Linked DNA regions of Homo sapiens: region 1 is linked to region 2. Evidence: chromatin loops called from intact Hi-C (ENCODE). Cell type or tissue: endothelial cell of umbilical vein. All regions are shown on one strand.

Region 1 (8,000 bases), 210 kb before region 2:
CCATGGCTTACTTCTGTGAGATTCGAAATAGTGTAGACCTTGTCAGTCCATGAGCTAGTAATTATGCCCACCAATTACTGATTTATTTGCCTTTCTGAGATGTGCAGTGATCCCAAGGACAAAGATGGATTTACCTTATGTTTAGAAACTTCTAGAAGTTGAAATGTTCCTAACAACCTTTCCTGTGGAGGTTGTACCTCACACTTAGAGTGTGTGATAAGCAGTTTCTTTTCCTAATTAAATAAAATGGAGAAAAGACACAAGCATCAGCTATAAAGCTCCCAGTCAGTCACAGTCAAGAGACTGAATCTCATCTCTTTTATTTATTTTTTGTGTTAACTGGGGATTGCATTGGTCTGCACAGTGCTTGCTCCCATCCTGCTCCACTTGATTGAGTGGCTCCAGGCCCCCTCTTGATTGCTGCTGAAATAGAACTGCCCACACTGTCGGGGTATCTTCCGCCGCTGGTCATTTCCATGTGCCATCTGCAGTTTTTTCTGCCTGATGGACTACTGAGGCACTGCGTATGTTATGCTGATGGGGGGTCCTGTTTCTTGACCCATCACTAATATCTTGCAAGTCACAGGAAGCTACCAGGGATTCCTGAGCAAAAGCTTAAAATGCTTCAGTTCTCTACAAATAAGCCCCATTCATTGCTTTTAGAGTGTGTTATCATGGAGCAGACAAGTAATCAGAACCTGAGTAATATTTGCATATTGAGGTCTTCAAAACTCCAGTGTGGCTATAAAATGGTATTTAAAGTTATCAAGGAGCTAGGTATGCAGGCAGAAAGAACTGTCCATTGTAGAAAGCAATGCCTCTGCTCATGTCCCAGATAACCTTGCTCCAAGGACAAACTGGAGCTTGATAACATGAAGCTGCAGATGGCCGGTGAGCTCAGCTCTGTACTCACTAACCACCCCATGGGAGGGGCACTGAGCCCTCTATGGTTGGCATAAATCCCATTAGAATGGTAAAGAAATCCTTTTCACAAGTACATAGAAATCGCTTGCTAAGATTTCATGGGTTTTCTTGACTTTGTTGTTTTTGTTTGGGTTTTAGAGGGTGGGCATGAGTCATCTCTAAAACTGTTCAGGTAGTTAGGTTGTCTTCTTATTCCCATTTTTAAGTATTTATAATTTGTTCTTAAAAATTTGTCCGGAGGTCCACACCTCCCCTTGGAAAACCTTGCCTGTACTTTTCTTAATGGCACATTTTAAGTTTCTATGTTTCAAAACTTGCTTATCATATAACATGCTAATGACTAAACACATGCACACCTCCACACCAATGCAAACGACATGTGGGCTTGGGAACGAGGCAAGCCTGGGTTTGCATCCTGCTCTGCCACTAGTGGGCTGTATGATTTTGGGCAACTTAGTTAACCTCTCTGGGCCTCATTGGCCTCATTTGTAAAATAAGGGCAATAATAGTCCCTTTCTCATAGATGGCTATTTATACAGATCGAATAAGACCAAATATTTAAAGAACCTGGGTTAGTGCCTAAAGCACAGCAAATGCTCAATAAATTCAGTGGTGGCAATTTTTATTGTTATTTCAAATATTACATCAAAATATCTACTGAACTATTATCCATTGCAAAGACTTGCCCACAATAGGTGCTTAGTAAGTGTTTATTGCAATAAGTTGAAGTGATTCCAACTATGTAGCTTAGATTTCGGGTATGAGTGTTTCCTTCTCCACTGGGATGTTTGCTAATGGACATAGATGATCACTCACAGCTCAGGTATTAAAAGCAGGAGAGTAGAGGTGTTCCTTCATGTAGAAAGAAGAGCAACTTCTCATCAAGGCAGGCTTCCAGCTGGTCCTTTGGACACCACTGTTGCTAAGCACTTGGTGTGCTCGTCAGGGTACCAGGGCTCTTAGCAGCCACCCATTTGCGTTTTGCAGCTTTTGCTGACATGGATATCAAGTATGAAGTTATTTTAATTGCCTTTGGCTGAAAAAAATGGGTCATATGTTCAATATGTTCAATTCTGGTGAAATCCCTGTCTTCTAAAGCATGATAGAAAGGGGAGGTCCCACCCACACACAAGTCCTAAAATCTTGGGGCCCTAGTGGGGTATAGTTCAACAAGGGCTGCAGCTCAGGACGTGGTTGTTGTGAGATTTACTCGTGACTGTTTGGTTTTGCACTCACCATTTGGTTTTGCAGATTCCTCAGCGTGTTCACACACACATACCTACAAACCAGTTTAGAGTTGTGTGCTCCATTGTGGGGGGTGGTCACTGGGGTGGGGTGGGGTAGGGTGGGATCAGGCTTGGTCAAAGTCATTGCTGATGAACCAGCTATCTGACTTAGCTTTGTTCCCATTTTCAACAAGACAGTGATTTCTCAAGCCAGGGGAGTCTTCACATGAGATCCATGGATGGGTATTAAGTGGTCCAGAAAACCCCCCCAAATTAGATGTAAAATGTTGGTGGGCTGGAAAGGGGGAGACACCATAAGTGCTTTTTCTGTGGAGAGAAACCATAGCTTATAACTGGTTCTCAAAGAAGTCTATGACCCAAGACAAGCTAAGATCACAAAGCTGTTTGGTTTCGTTCCACCAAAGCAGTTGGTGGGTATAACCACAACACCCAGATGACCCAGCTAGACACTCAGGGCAGTGACAAGATCAGTCAGAACCATTTTGTGGCCAAGCAGCTGATGGATTGTTCAATCGGTTGTTGTAGACTCATGTAGACAAAGCCTGCAAGCTTGGGGAAGCCAGGCACCCCCAGGTCAGCCTCGGGCGACAGCCCCCGTCCTGCCAGGCCCTGGGGAGTGAGTCCTTCCTGCCCGGCAGCTCCTTTGCTCATGAGCTGGCCCGAGTCACCTCCTCGTACAGCACCTCAGAGGCAGCGCCCTGGGGCAGCTGGGATCCGAAGGCCTGGAGGCAGGTGCCCGCTCCACTACTGCCTAGCTGCGACGCCACAGGTAAGTCACTTCCCCCTGAGCCTCGCTTTCCTCATCTGTCAACGGGGCACAGTCCCCTGCTCAGCCTGCCCGCCTGCCTCACAGGGTTGTTGGGAGGAACACAGGAGGTGACAGCTCCGAAGGTAAAGCTCTGTCCACCCATGAGGGACTTCTAGTGCTTCCTGGGCCTGCTTGTTCTCTACTTTCTGCCCGGCATTCTTTGGCAAAGGGACAACCCAAGCAAGCAGAGTGCTCCAGGTGCCTCAGCCCCACCTCCAGGGAAATGAGTGGGGGATTGACCAGGGTGCAGCTGCTCTCTCCCTCAGCTGTATGCCTTCCAGTACCCCGTTTCCATACCTACCTGCCTGTCTGTCCCTGAGGCCAGACTGGGAACCTGAGGGGGACAGGGGCTGTGCTTCTGCACCTCCGAAGCCCTGCACCTGATACCTGCCTGCTTGGCACCTAGTGGGTGCTCGGGAACTGCCTCTCCTGCCAGCCATCTGCTGTGGATTCCAAACCCCGCCCAGGACTCCCACACCCTAGAGGCAGGAAGTTGGATTGCCCTGCTGGAGGACTGGCAGTCTGGGTAGTACAGGCAGAAGGAATCCAAAGCAAGCTTGTCCAAGAGGCCTGTGAGTTGGGATCATCCTCTAGATTCTAGAGTCTAGAAGGAATGGCTTGACTTGCCCCCAGAGTCGCATCAGTGGTCATGAGAGCAAGCGGATGGACACCAGCCAGAGGGGACCTTTGCAGAGAATTGCATCTGGTGCATAAAATATCAATGTGCACAGGATGTCTGCACTATCTGCAGAGAAAACTGGAGACATGAACATTTTCTAAGTGATAGTGATCAGAAGATGGTCATTAAGCTGAAAGGGCCTCCCAGGATTCTGGCCTTTAATGGAAATTCGGCTTTGGTATGTACAGCCTTGTTCTCTTTATCCTGCCTGCCCTGGCCTGGAAGAACAAGCAGTGCTTTCCTTTCAAGGGCTATTGATTTCTCTCTCTCTCAGAGTCACAGAGCTCCTCAGCTGTTCACTCTTCAGCTGAAACCAGAGAAATCTTGTCCAGCACAAAGCTGCCAGGGAAACAGAATTAGCAAAACGGACGTCGTCCCCTCAGGATGTCGCTGTTTCCACCCTGGTCTGCCTTGCCTTTCCCTGTCTTTGGAAGCCACAGATGAAAGGATATCAGCTAGCTTGCCTTGAGAATTATTGTCCCTCACCTATTCTCTCTCTTCTCAAGCCAACAGCTTTCACCCAGCAGTGAAGTGGCAGAGCAGATTTGTGGCCCCAAATCTTCTCTAAGAACCTTGGAAATTGGCCCCACCTGAGGGCCTTTGAGGGTCAGGCCTGGCATCCACTAAATCCTCCCTGTCAACACAGCCACTTTGTCAGTCCAGCCTGTGAGTCAGTGCGAGACAGAGGATGCAGGCACCACAGGGGAAGAAGAAAAGCAAGCTGGAAATATATTTGTTTCCTTTGCCCGGGATCATTCCCAGCATCTAAACCAAGTTCTTCCCAGACCGGCCAAGACTGAGGAGGAGTCAGAATAGAGTTTGCAGCAGTCATAGATCATGTGGGAAGACAGAAAACAAAGGGTAAAAAGAATTTCATATACAGATCTCTGCCGTTTGCTTTCAGTGGCATTCATTTTGTGAAGCCCCCAGTGACAGCTTCAGACCAGTTCAAACCTGAGGGCAGCATCATTACCATGGGTGAGGTCTCTAGAAGGGCAAGGAAAGACCCCTAACATAGAAAATGGTGTGGCAGTTTCCAGTTCCCCATTGGGGTCCCATGACTTGACCTTAGGTTTCTGCCAGCACCTGCCCACCCTCCATCCCTTCACCCTACTGGGTGGTCATTAGAACATTATCTGCTTTGATTGATTTACTTGTGTCCATAAGAGTAGAGACACACGGTGTTATCCCCATGCCCGGAACAGAGCCTGGCCCATAGTAGACCCATGACCATGTTTGTTAACTGAGTGACAGAGGGACTGACTGGACTGTCATGTAAGCAATACCTTCCCGTCAGGGTCTTGGGAAGGTAGGTTCAGGGGCCCCAGAGTTACTGTGGCCCGTATCCCTCTGGCTGCATTCTGGGCAACGCAAAAGGGCAGGTGTTCAGTGGGTTCCACCCCAGATCTCGGCGTTAACAGTCCACTGGGAGAAGTGGCCCAATTCGTGCTCATTACTCCCAGTGGTCCTGCCTCCCTGCAGGCATTCTGGAGAAGCTGAGTCACAGGCTCTGAGAGTTAGGGGGAACTTAGGAAACAATCAAAACTTGCCTGCCATTCATTTTAGGAAGCCGTTGTAGTTTCTGAGGGACGACTAAAGGGAATTTTTTCCTAAAAGCATCCATCCGTCCTCCAACTAGGCTTCAGATAGCAGTGTGTATGTTGTCACTATCTATGGGCCATGGCCAGTCAGAGCCCACGGGTCTCAGGGGGCTCCACCCATGTGGGGGTGGGGGTCCCCACAACTCAGATCTTGAATGTGTGGTGGTCCCATGCAGTATACTATCTTCCTGTCATTGCAAAGGGAAAGTCAGAAGGGTGAACGAGTTGTTTCTAATTCTGGCTTCCAAACAGTACAAAAGAAGGTTTTTTTCCTTGTGGAATACACTAGTGCTCAACCTTTGGGACAGATAGCTGAGCACCTTCTGCTGTGTGGCAGGCTGGCTCTCTGTGGGGGCACTCATGGAGCAGTGTCTGCTGGAAAAGGAGACAGGAGTTCCCTAGCATGGAGGGGTAGATAATCTCCCCGCTCCCTCCCCTCTTCTGTCCTCCCTTCCCCTTCTCCCTCCTCCTCTACCCTCCCCTTTTTCCTCTCCCCTCCCCTTCCTCCTCCTCCTCTTCCTTCTCTTCCTCTTCTTTATTCTCTCTCCCTCTCAGTCTCCCCTTCCCTCCCTTCCTTCCTCCCTTCCTCCACATTCTTTATAAAACAAGGCTTTGGATCCATTCACTGCCATCCCCCAGAAGTCTTGTCATTTGAATTCTTGTCTGAGTCAGGATGCTCTCCTCCAAGGGCTCATAGGGCAAGGAACTTCAGCCCGAATCCGGCTAAAATCCAGGAACATTTTGTGGGCATCTGTCTCAGTCCCCGAATCGTTTGTCCTCTGCCTTTCCCCCGTTGGAGTCCTTTTGCCTGCTTAAGTGGTTGAATTGGTAATGAGATCATTCTTCCCATGCAGTGGTGAGAAAGCAGCACTCAGGTGATTGCACCTGGGTAAACAGGAGACATTAGCATGTGGTAGCTGGTGAGTGAAGCTGGTGCAGTGCCTGGCGTGGGCTCAGTTGTGCCAGCAGGCAGTGGTGGAGTTTGGGCTCTTTCCCCTCTCTCCTGCCCAGCACACAACCCCCAGGGACAGGTGGGGGCTTTACAGCTCCCTGGCGTCAGCCTAAAGCTTCTAGAAAGGCATCCCCAGGACTTCCAAGGTTGCCATCTTGGCTGAGACTGTCTGTGAATGTGGTCCCTTGTCTGACAGTGGGGGCTGGGAGGGGTGTGACAGAGGAAGAGCTGGGCCTTAGTTCTCTGGGGGTCACCATGAGAGAAGCACACCTGGGCTTGCATAGAACTCAGTGCTGCTTGTCAGTGTCACCTGGCACAACAGGACGTAGTGCCACAGTTGCAGCCCTAGAAAATTTGACGACCCCTTCATAGCTTTGTTTATAAAAGGCCACACGGCCTAGGCTGTCCTTCATAAGAGAGCAGAAAGCGAGTGTCCCAGTCACTAAGCAGCAACTTTCAGGCACGGTTTCCTCCTGGTCACTGAAACCATTTGTCATTTCCTGTTTTCTCCATTTTCCAACGATTCTAATTGTCAGTGTCAAAAGGCAACAACTGTTTTCTTGGGGCTTATCTTTGGAGCACATTGATTCAGAACAAAGGATGGGAGCCTCCATCTGCAAAACAAAGGAAGCAGCCTCCTCGGGAGGCCTGGAGAGAATGCTCTGGCTCCTTTGGCCAGGGACAGCAGGACCAGCATAGGAGCAGAGGACTGGCGGTGCCTCTGGACACTGCCGTAAGGTGAAGAGACCATGGAGGACCGTCGCTTGCTGGTGGCACCCCAGACTTGAAGATCCTGCAGAGCTGGCCACCGGCACCCAGGCTGGGTGTCAGCAGCGCTGTGTGGCCTTGGCAGTTTCCATAGTGATAGGCTGGCCAGCTTTTCCATTAGACTCCGGGGTCCTCTGGAATGTGTGCTTCCCGGGATGAAGACGCCCCAGCACCCGCTGAAGCCTGCCCTGCCCCGGCGTGGCCTTTCCTTTTGTCTGGCACGCCCCTGGGCTTGGCTTTCTCTTTCCGTCCCTCCCTTCGGACTTTACCGCACTTCCCCTGCTGTTTCCTTAGTCACACTCTCCAGCCTCCATCTGCCCCTGCCCCTGAACCCCTACCTCTGTACAACTGTGTTATTTGATGAAACTAATGCAGCAACCGGTGGGGATGGAGTTAAGGACCGTTTAGACCTAGCCAGCCACGCAGGAATCTGTCCCCAGAAGCAGCGGAAGCACCTGGTCTGCAGTTAGGAGATACTGTACTTCTTAGCCGTGTCACCTTGGGCAAGTCATTTAACCTCTCTGAGCCTCTGCTGTCACATCAGTAAGCTGGGGACTGTAGATCTTCTGCCCTGATGTCCTGAGACTGGTACAAGAAGAGCCAAAGCGAAAGGACTGCCTTCAGAAATGGCTGCCAACCCTGACCATCTCAGGCAGATCCGGATGGTGTGGCCTTGGGCAGTGGTCATGTGACCCCCATGCTCCTCAGTGTCCACATGGGGTGTTGCTAGATGACATAAAATAATGGGTGAGACGTGCTCAGTATAATGAGAGCTTGAGAAGGCAGATCCCACCCCCCATCCCCACCCCCACCCCTTGCCGCCTTGCCAATGCTTTGGCAGGGAGAGGGCAGCTCCATAGGGCAGCTGAGAAACAGCCCCTCACTGCCCACACGGCAGCTCCAGTGGAGGGGGAGGCAGGGACCAGGACAGGAAGCAGGCTAAGGGCGGGATAGAAAAGCAAACCCCAGTCTGGTGGAATCGCTTCTGGTGTAGTCTTCCCGGTGCCATGTGTTTGTCCTC
Region 2 (8,000 bases):
AAATCACAGAATTTAATTAGCAATAAGCAATAAGAAACAGACATGTATATATATGTGTGTATACACACACACACACACACACACACACATACACATATATATATAATCTCCAGCATGTGATATATGCATGTGTGCAGTGGAATTGATCCCTGAGCAATGTAATATGAATACTTACTGTGTTTAAAATACATGTCTATAAACTGCCTTTGTATTTTGGCTTGACTTTGCCCTTTACCAGTTTTCTGTGGTATGCTTTATTTTCTGTGAGCACATTATGTGCCTGTTATTTTGTTTCTTTGCTATATGCTGTCTATTGCTTGGTTTTGAAAAGACAGTACATTCTTTGAAATCCATGATGTTTGTTTGCTTTTCATTTTTCTACCCCAACACAAACACAGAATAGATACTCCATTTTAGGCTGTGGATGCTATAGATGGCCTACATGTTATTTCCTTAACTCCAAGGGGGAAAATGTTGTGATTTGCAAAGTCATGAAAGGTGTGTCGACTTTTACATGCTTACTGTCTCCTTAAAAAAGAAATTCTGTCCTTTCACCTGTCTGTTTGCACGTGTTTCTCTTTCTCCTCTTTGCCTTTTCTTGTCCATGCACCTGGTGCTGTGCAGGAGATTCAGGAAGAACACAATGGCTACCCTTCTGAAGCTGAAGCTGATCAGGTGGCAAGTTCTACGTGTTCATCTGTTTGTAGCTACAGATCGTGTATTTAGAAGCCATTTCATTCTAGACTTCTAGATAATAAGCAAAGCTTTCCAGATGCCTCTACCACAATAGTAGTGCCCTCCTGTCCAAATTTGGTAGATTCCATATGACATTATTTGCAAAAATTGGTTTATCCAACATTTTGTCAACTAGAAATTTGTTTGTCTGTGTTTCTTGGTTTGCCCAGATAGGGTTATTGATGGGGTTAATGACCCTCCATCACGGTAGGATTCTGCAGTGCCTTTACATAGACATAGAGGGGACAGATACATATGCTAAGGGTGCTCCTTGAGGGTGCACACTTTGCTTTCTTCAAATATGCATGATCTATGCCCAACACAGTACCTGGTACCATGTAGATATTTGTGGAATTGGTACATATATTAATCAGAATACAAAATTATTCATAGAGTATTCTTGAGTGCTTACTCTGCTCAGTACCTCTAGACCCTCTCTGGAGTCTTTTAAAGCTGCAGTACTTTCCCCAATGCTTATGTGAAACAAAGAGAAGAGCAGCTCCAGGGATGTGTGGCATGCCCCAGGTGCTCAGCTGCACCATTGTCCACCATCATCCAGCCCCACTCTCCTTTGGTGACCCTGGAAGCAACTTGAAGAGCCCAGTTTGAAAGCCACTGCTTTTGGCATGCAACCATTATATAAACTATCCACCTGGCGGCTTGGATTCAGGCTGAGGAGAAAAGTAGCGGAGAGGCCAGGGTTGTTGGGTGGGCTGGAGCCCTCAGGAACAAATTCAGGGAGCTGGCAGACTTCGGCTAGACCTTCAGGGTCACTGGAACAAAGTTGGGATGAGGTCATCAGAGGGAATTCCCCAGCTGGGCAACACTTTGAGCCATGGCACCAAGAGGAATGGGTGTGTTTATGAAATCAAATTTAGTTCATAAGAATATTCCATCCTTTGATTGTGCTGAACATGGGTTGGATAAATCAAGGGTCAAATCATGTCCTGTGCAACCTTGTAGTTGCAGTAAAAGCTTAATGTAGCACAAGTGTGAGTCCCTTCTCCTAACAGCAGCTTCATAAAGGGAATCTACTATACTCACCAAAGCAAACAAAAAAACCTCCAAGCTTTTAAAACTCTTCTCTTGAGTTTCTATGCTAAAGCTAAATGTGTTTCTTTTACAAAAGGAATCTCCTACGGGGAAATCTGAAGCAATTGGGTCACTTCTTTGTTTTATTCCAGTAGTTGTTCTTTTTTGCCATTTAAAAGGCATGTCCCAGATTTATCAATTAGAGGTTTGCCTTACTATGTCTCACTGACATATAAATGCACAGAAGTTTCAAGCCAAACTTGACATGACTATGGGAAGAGAAGAGAAATGCTTGATTTTCAACTTCTATCTTGAGAGCATTGTGTATTCTTAAAATGGTCCTAATCACCTCTGTCTCCTATATGCAACATTTTATTAGCTAGTCCTGGATTGAGGACTTTAAAATGTTTGATGTGGCTTGCTCTAAATAGAGAGAGTCATACCTTTCCTAAGCTCCTCCAGATTCAGTTGATTAAAGCAGCTTGCTTTAGTAATTATATTTCAAAATAATCTATTTTCACTTATTTTTAACATATAAGAAACTTAAGTCTGTATAATACATGATAATATTTAGCCATTAAAATAGGCTTTAACAACGTAACATTTGAAGTAATTTAAAACTCTGATATTGATTAAAATAGCTTTCTCACTTCATGAGATGCTATACAGTTAGTCACTAGTTCAGGCAATAAAGCAGAGTTTCAAATTAAGGCTTCTAAGATTGGAGATCTTTTAGTGTTTCTAAAACCAGACATTTATAAGTATACCTGTTAGTTTATGCTTTATTGCATAAAATATATTTCCAAAACAGATGTGAGTATAAAAATGAATCCATTAATCGTTCTCCACACCTACCCTTAATGTGTTTACTTCCAAAAAATTTTGGCAGAAAATGTCTTTAAAAACCAGTCTGGGCTAAAAATTTGAATTGAATTAACTGTTTGGAGGTAACGATGATTCCTAATCTATATTATTTTAACCATGCATCTTTGGATAAGGAGGAGGATGGACCATGTCATTTTGTGGTCTCCCAGTAGAACTAACATAGCCCTGACCAACATTTAACATTGAATTTGTTATTTATAGTTTGGCTTTCTTCCCTGTATAAAATGTGATGAAACTACTATGTGTAGTATTTCTAAATTGACCTTTAGGTCCTTTAATAAAACATAGTGAAATATTCTTGTAACTATGAAAATAATTACTATTTTGAATTTTCAATAATTTAGAATTATAAAAGACATCCATTTAAAAATATTTTGCTTTACAAAATTATGCTGAAAGCGTAGTATTATTCGACCTATTTTCCACTGAACACTAGTGGCCTCCGATGTTAACAGGTGGAAAAAGCAGTCCCGATCAAATAGGTATGAGGAATGCATTATACTGTGGCGCCCTCTTGCGGATTCGGTGTGCATTGACACACTAAAGATGTCTCACTAAAAAAAGCAAATGAGGCCGGGCGCGGTGGCTCACGCCTGTAATCCCAGCACTTTGGGAGGCTGAGGTGGGCGGATCACCAGGTCAAGAGATGGAGACCATCCTGGCCAACAATGTGAAACCCCTGTCTCTACTAAAAGTACAAAAATTAGCCGGGCGTGGTGGTGTGCGCCTGTAGTCCCAGCTACTCGGGAGGCTGAGGCAGGAGAATTGCTTGAACCCGGGAGGCAGAGGTTGCAGAGAGCTGAGATTGTGCCACTGCACTCTAGCCTGGCGACAGAGCGAGACTCCATCTCAAAAAAAAAAAAAAAAAAAAAAAAAGGAGAAGAAAAAAAGCAGCTGAACTTGTTTTGCTTAACCCAGCATTTCCCAAACTTTTATTTATTTATTTATTTTTTAAGACCTATTCACATCTCTTGGGAAAGTAATGCTCTATGAAATACAGCTTTGGAATTGCTGGGGGTTCTGATCACCTTATTCTTATTCATGACACATTATGTCAGAGATGCCAAGGAGAAAGTGACTGGTTTCCTTGGCAGCGTCTCACAGGGTGGCGGTACCTTGGAATAGACCCCGAGTTCAGGCTTTGGTCCCTAGCTTTGTAGTTCAAGAACACCATTTTCTCACCTCCCCTCAATTATCTGGCACTATCCAACCAAGCTCACAAGGGAGTGGCTACTGGGCTGCAGTGCCAATCTGCTAATTTAAAAACGTGGGCGTGTATTTTTCTGGCCATCTAAGGTATCCTTTTCCTAGCATCATTGTAGCCAGGAAACCTAGTAAATCATTAGCAATTTGCTTGGTGAGTATGAAATTACTGCAAAGTAAATTGTCTTGAGACATGCCTGACGAAAACACCCTGCTCCGCAGCAGGGATTGGAATACTGTTGCCTGCCAGATGAGAGCACACTCTCTCATGGCCTGGATTGGGTGAACACTGACAACTTCACTCTTCATGTCCCTGGTCATACGCTTTGTGCATGCATGTCCGTGTGCACGAGCACACACAGACACACACACACACACATAGCTGGGCTGCAGTAGCAAAGCCTAGGCCTTTCCTTAGTTGTGTACTGTACCGAGACTGTTCTCCGGTTATTTTCATTAGACTTCTGGCCTTCCCAAACTTTCTCTTAGGCTGGGTCATTTCTCCAGTTAGCTAAGCACCTATAGCTCATGTTGGTTTCATTTGTATTAGTTTCATGCTCAGAAGGTAACCTTTTTCTGGCCTTATTTGCAAATTCTAGAGACACCTTTTAATAGCTATCTGTGTAGTGATTACAGTATCTTTCTGTCATGTCAAGCCATTTCTGTATTAATGCTTCCTAACTGTGAAATTTAAATATGTTGTAACAATTTGCTAGAATATGCAGCATGGTGTCTTGTGATGCTAAGCTTTTAAGTTGTCTTTGAAGGGGTTGGGTGCTTATTTTGCACGCTTCTGTAGCCTTATAGTGACATCACAGAACACCGAAATTCTTCACAGGTATACGGAAAGTGAGATTTACTCCCGTTTGGTGTCCTTTTTTTTTTTTTTTTTTTTTTTTTTTTTTTTTTTGCCAGGCTCTAAGGGATGGAAATAAGCTGGCACAGATGGAAGAGGCTCCACTTTTCCCAGGAGAATCAATTAAAGCCATTGGTAAGTTTAGTGTGTACACTTCGCTTTTTGAGATCCATAAAATGAAATGGCACTTAATTTGCAAGTGGAGGTGATGTATGTGCTGGAGATCCGCCAGACCAACTTAATTAGGGGACAAATGGACTAGATCTATTCATCCTCATTAGTGTCATCATGACCTAAGAGATAGAAGACTGCAGAGGATCCCGTTAAGTTCCAATTGAGTATTTGATGGCGTTCCCAACAGAAGAGGGGCCTGACTTTTCCTGGTGAACTGAAAGCTGATTAGACACTCAGTGTAATGTCAGTTCACTGCTTTGTTGGAATCCTTCAGTATAAGGAAAATATAGGAGACCTATATCATGTTTTAATAACAGTTTTGAGAACTCAGCAAAGAAATTTTAGTGGTTTATCAGATCCCAAAAAGTACAATTTTGGTGCATGGCAAGGGCTTGTGTTGCCATCCTGGCTTTTAAAGGTGATGGCATGAGGCCTCCCATATCCCTCCATGGTGTACTGCCAGGCCTTTCAGGGAGTAGTTGATTGTGCCATGGGTGGATGGGAGGGGCAGCTGGATGCGATCCGTTCATCTCATCACTTGGTTGGGTTGGACAGTCTGGTTTTCTAGACTGTTTCCTTCTTCCATCATGGCTTTCTCCCAAAGAGGCGCACTCAGTCTCAGAGTATAGTCATCTTGTGCCAAGAATATTTGAGTAGCGGGGCTCTCCCACCAGATCCTCCAATCAATTATTGCTGCTGAATATCCTAGTCTGTGTCTGTGGACCATGCTTATCTTGTCCTTGGTTTTGAAATTCTTTATTTCCTTGGGTTCTAGGACTTCATTCTATCCTGGCAGTCCTCTGGACTCTTTGTTCCTTCTCTGGGCGTTCTTCTAGCTCTGCCCTCATACTGTTTTCTTAATGATCTGTTTAAAATGCAGAGGTAATTATGTCATGCCCCTGCTTCTTCTTCAGACAGTAAACAACACAGGCGTAAAATGTAAAATGTGAAGAGGTTGTTTTTCACTTTAGTTTTATAATTTGTCAGTGAGTCAAAGTGAGCTCAGAAAAGATTAGAGCTCATGTAGGTGATTGACAACTTTGCACATCAGATACATATTTTGAATGAGCAGGGAGCGTTATAAAAGCTTGGATTGCAAGCTCACAGTTGTTGTAGTAAGAAGAGAAGGCTTCAGTGGATTTAGCTGCGGTCCTGGTGCTCTTTCTCTCCCATTTTCTTTTCCTTTCACTCTGGAAACAGAGCTCAGAGAGAGAGAAACTCCTGCCTGGCCCCACTCCAATACGAATTATTGGAAATATCTTAGAGTTAGATCTTAAGGACATCTGCAAATCCTTAAGTGATGTAAATATGCTTTATGCTCCTCTGGTGGCTTGCAAAGGGTAAGTAAATTGACCCTCTACTTTTTAATAAAATATATTCCTGGAGGCAAACTATTTAAATAGGTCATTGTGAAGTAAAATACTCCGTCTAAAGTATTACTTCAGTTTGTCATTGTCAGAATGTGAAGAGTTTTGACACGGTGTACACCTGAGAAACCATCATTCACAGTCAAGGTAACAAACATATCCATCACCTCCCAGTTTTCGTTTCCTTATTCCCCTTTATAATCCCTACTTCCTCTGCCTTCTCCGCCATCCCCAAGCACTATAGGCTAGCTTATGTTTTATGGAAATATAATCATAGAGTATGTTCTTTTTTTGTCTAGCTTCTTCAAATCAAATAATTATTTTGATATCCATATTGTGGCATGAGTTAACAGTCATTCTTTTTTATTGCTGGATAGAATTCCATTATATGGCTACATGACAGTTTGCTTATCCATTCATCTGTTGGTGGATATTTGGGTTGTTTCTACTGTTCGGCTGTTACAAATAAAGCTGCTGTGAACACTAATGTACAAGTCTGTATGAGCATACCTTTTCTTTTCTCCTGAGTAAATACCTAATAGATAAGTGGCTAGATCATATGATAGCTATACAGTTTCTTTAAAAAACTGCTAATGTGTTTTCTAAGTGGTCGTACCAGTATACATTTCTAGTAGCCGTATATGAGCATTCCAGTTTTTCCCTTCCAATTTGAATGCCTTTTATTTCTTTTTCTTACCCTATTACTCTTGATTGAACCTCCAGTATAATGTTAAAGAGAAGAAGTGAGAGTGGACATTCTTGTCTTCTTTCTGATCTTGGGAAAGCTTTCAGTCTTTCACCATGAAATATAATGTTAGCTGCAGGTTTTTACTATAGGTGCCCTTTATCATGTTGAGGGAGTTCCTTTCTATTCCTAGTTTGCTGTGAGTTTTCATCAGGAATTGATGTTAGATTTTCTCAAATGCTCTTTCTGCATTGATTGATGTAACCATGATTTTTCTTCTTTAACCTATAGTATCCTGGGTTACGTCAATTAATTTTTGATTGTTAAATCAACCTTGCATTCCCAGGATAAACTCAGCTTGCTTATTATGTAGTATCCATTTTATAAATTTTTGGATTTGGTTTATTAAAAGTTTGTTTAGAAGTTTTACGTCAATATTCATTTATGAAAGATATTGGTCTGTAATTTTCTTGTAATTGCTTTGTCAGGTTTTGGTATCAGAGTAAAGCTGGCTTCATAGAATGAATTGAGAATTATTCTCTTCCTTAGTTTTCCGGGATAGCTTATTTCTTACTTAAATATCTGGTAGAGTTTACCAGTGAAGCTGCTTGGACTTTGCGTTTCTTTTGTGCGAAGGTTTTTAACTACAAATTTAATTTATTTAGTAGTTATATGACTGTTTAGACTGTGGTTTTCTTTTGGGTAAGCTTTGGTAGTTTATGTCTTTCCAGGATTTTGTCCATTTAATCCAAGTTGTCAAATGATTGTCATAAAGTCATTTGTCATATTTCCTTACTCTTTAATATCTGTAGAATTTGCAGTGACATCTTTCTCATTTCTGATATTATTAATGTGCATGTCTTCTCTTTTTTGTTTTTCTCATCTGGCTAGAGGTTTATTGATTTTATTGATCTTCTCCAAGAGTCAGCTTTTGGTTTTATTATTTTCTTTGTTTTCTGTTTCATTGATTTCCACTCTGATCTTTATTATTTCCTTTCTTCTGCTTACTTTGGGTTTAATTCACTCTTTTTGTAGCTTTTGAGGTGGAAACTGTGGTCATTTA

The links. Hi-C counts contacts between places; a loop is a spot of excess contacts. Peaks named below come from ENCODE experiments on the same cell type or tissue, not always from the same donor. Only the 100,000 strongest peaks of a DNase experiment are listed, where the experiment ranks them.
Region 1: a loop joins it to region 2, with 5 times the contacts of the local background. A loop is called at or near these places in 2 of 110 quality-filtered maps.

Annotation. Positions count from the first base shown.
Region 1 is chrX:150,500,578-150,508,577 of GRCh38, forward strand. It overlaps MAMLD1 (mastermind like domain containing 1), which reads left to right. Exons shown (of 8, transcript NM_005491.5): 6 at 2,697-2,940. Among named protein-coding and RNA genes, the nearest start is that of MTM1, 64 kb to the right of the region's middle. In endothelial cell of umbilical vein, no CTCF peak of the experiment used is centred here; DNase peaks (open chromatin) are centred at 4,374 and 6,784; H3K27ac peaks cover 4,447 bases.
Region 2 is chrX:150,713,855-150,721,854 of GRCh38, forward strand. MTMR1 (myotubularin related protein 1) reads left to right here. Exons shown (of 16, transcript NM_001306144.3): 4 at 4,771-4,846. It also overlaps the pseudogene CYP2C64P. Among named protein-coding and RNA genes, the nearest start is that of MTMR1, 24 kb to the left of the region's middle. In endothelial cell of umbilical vein, no CTCF peak of the experiment used is centred here; a DNase peak (open chromatin) is centred at 3,127; H3K27ac peaks cover 447 bases.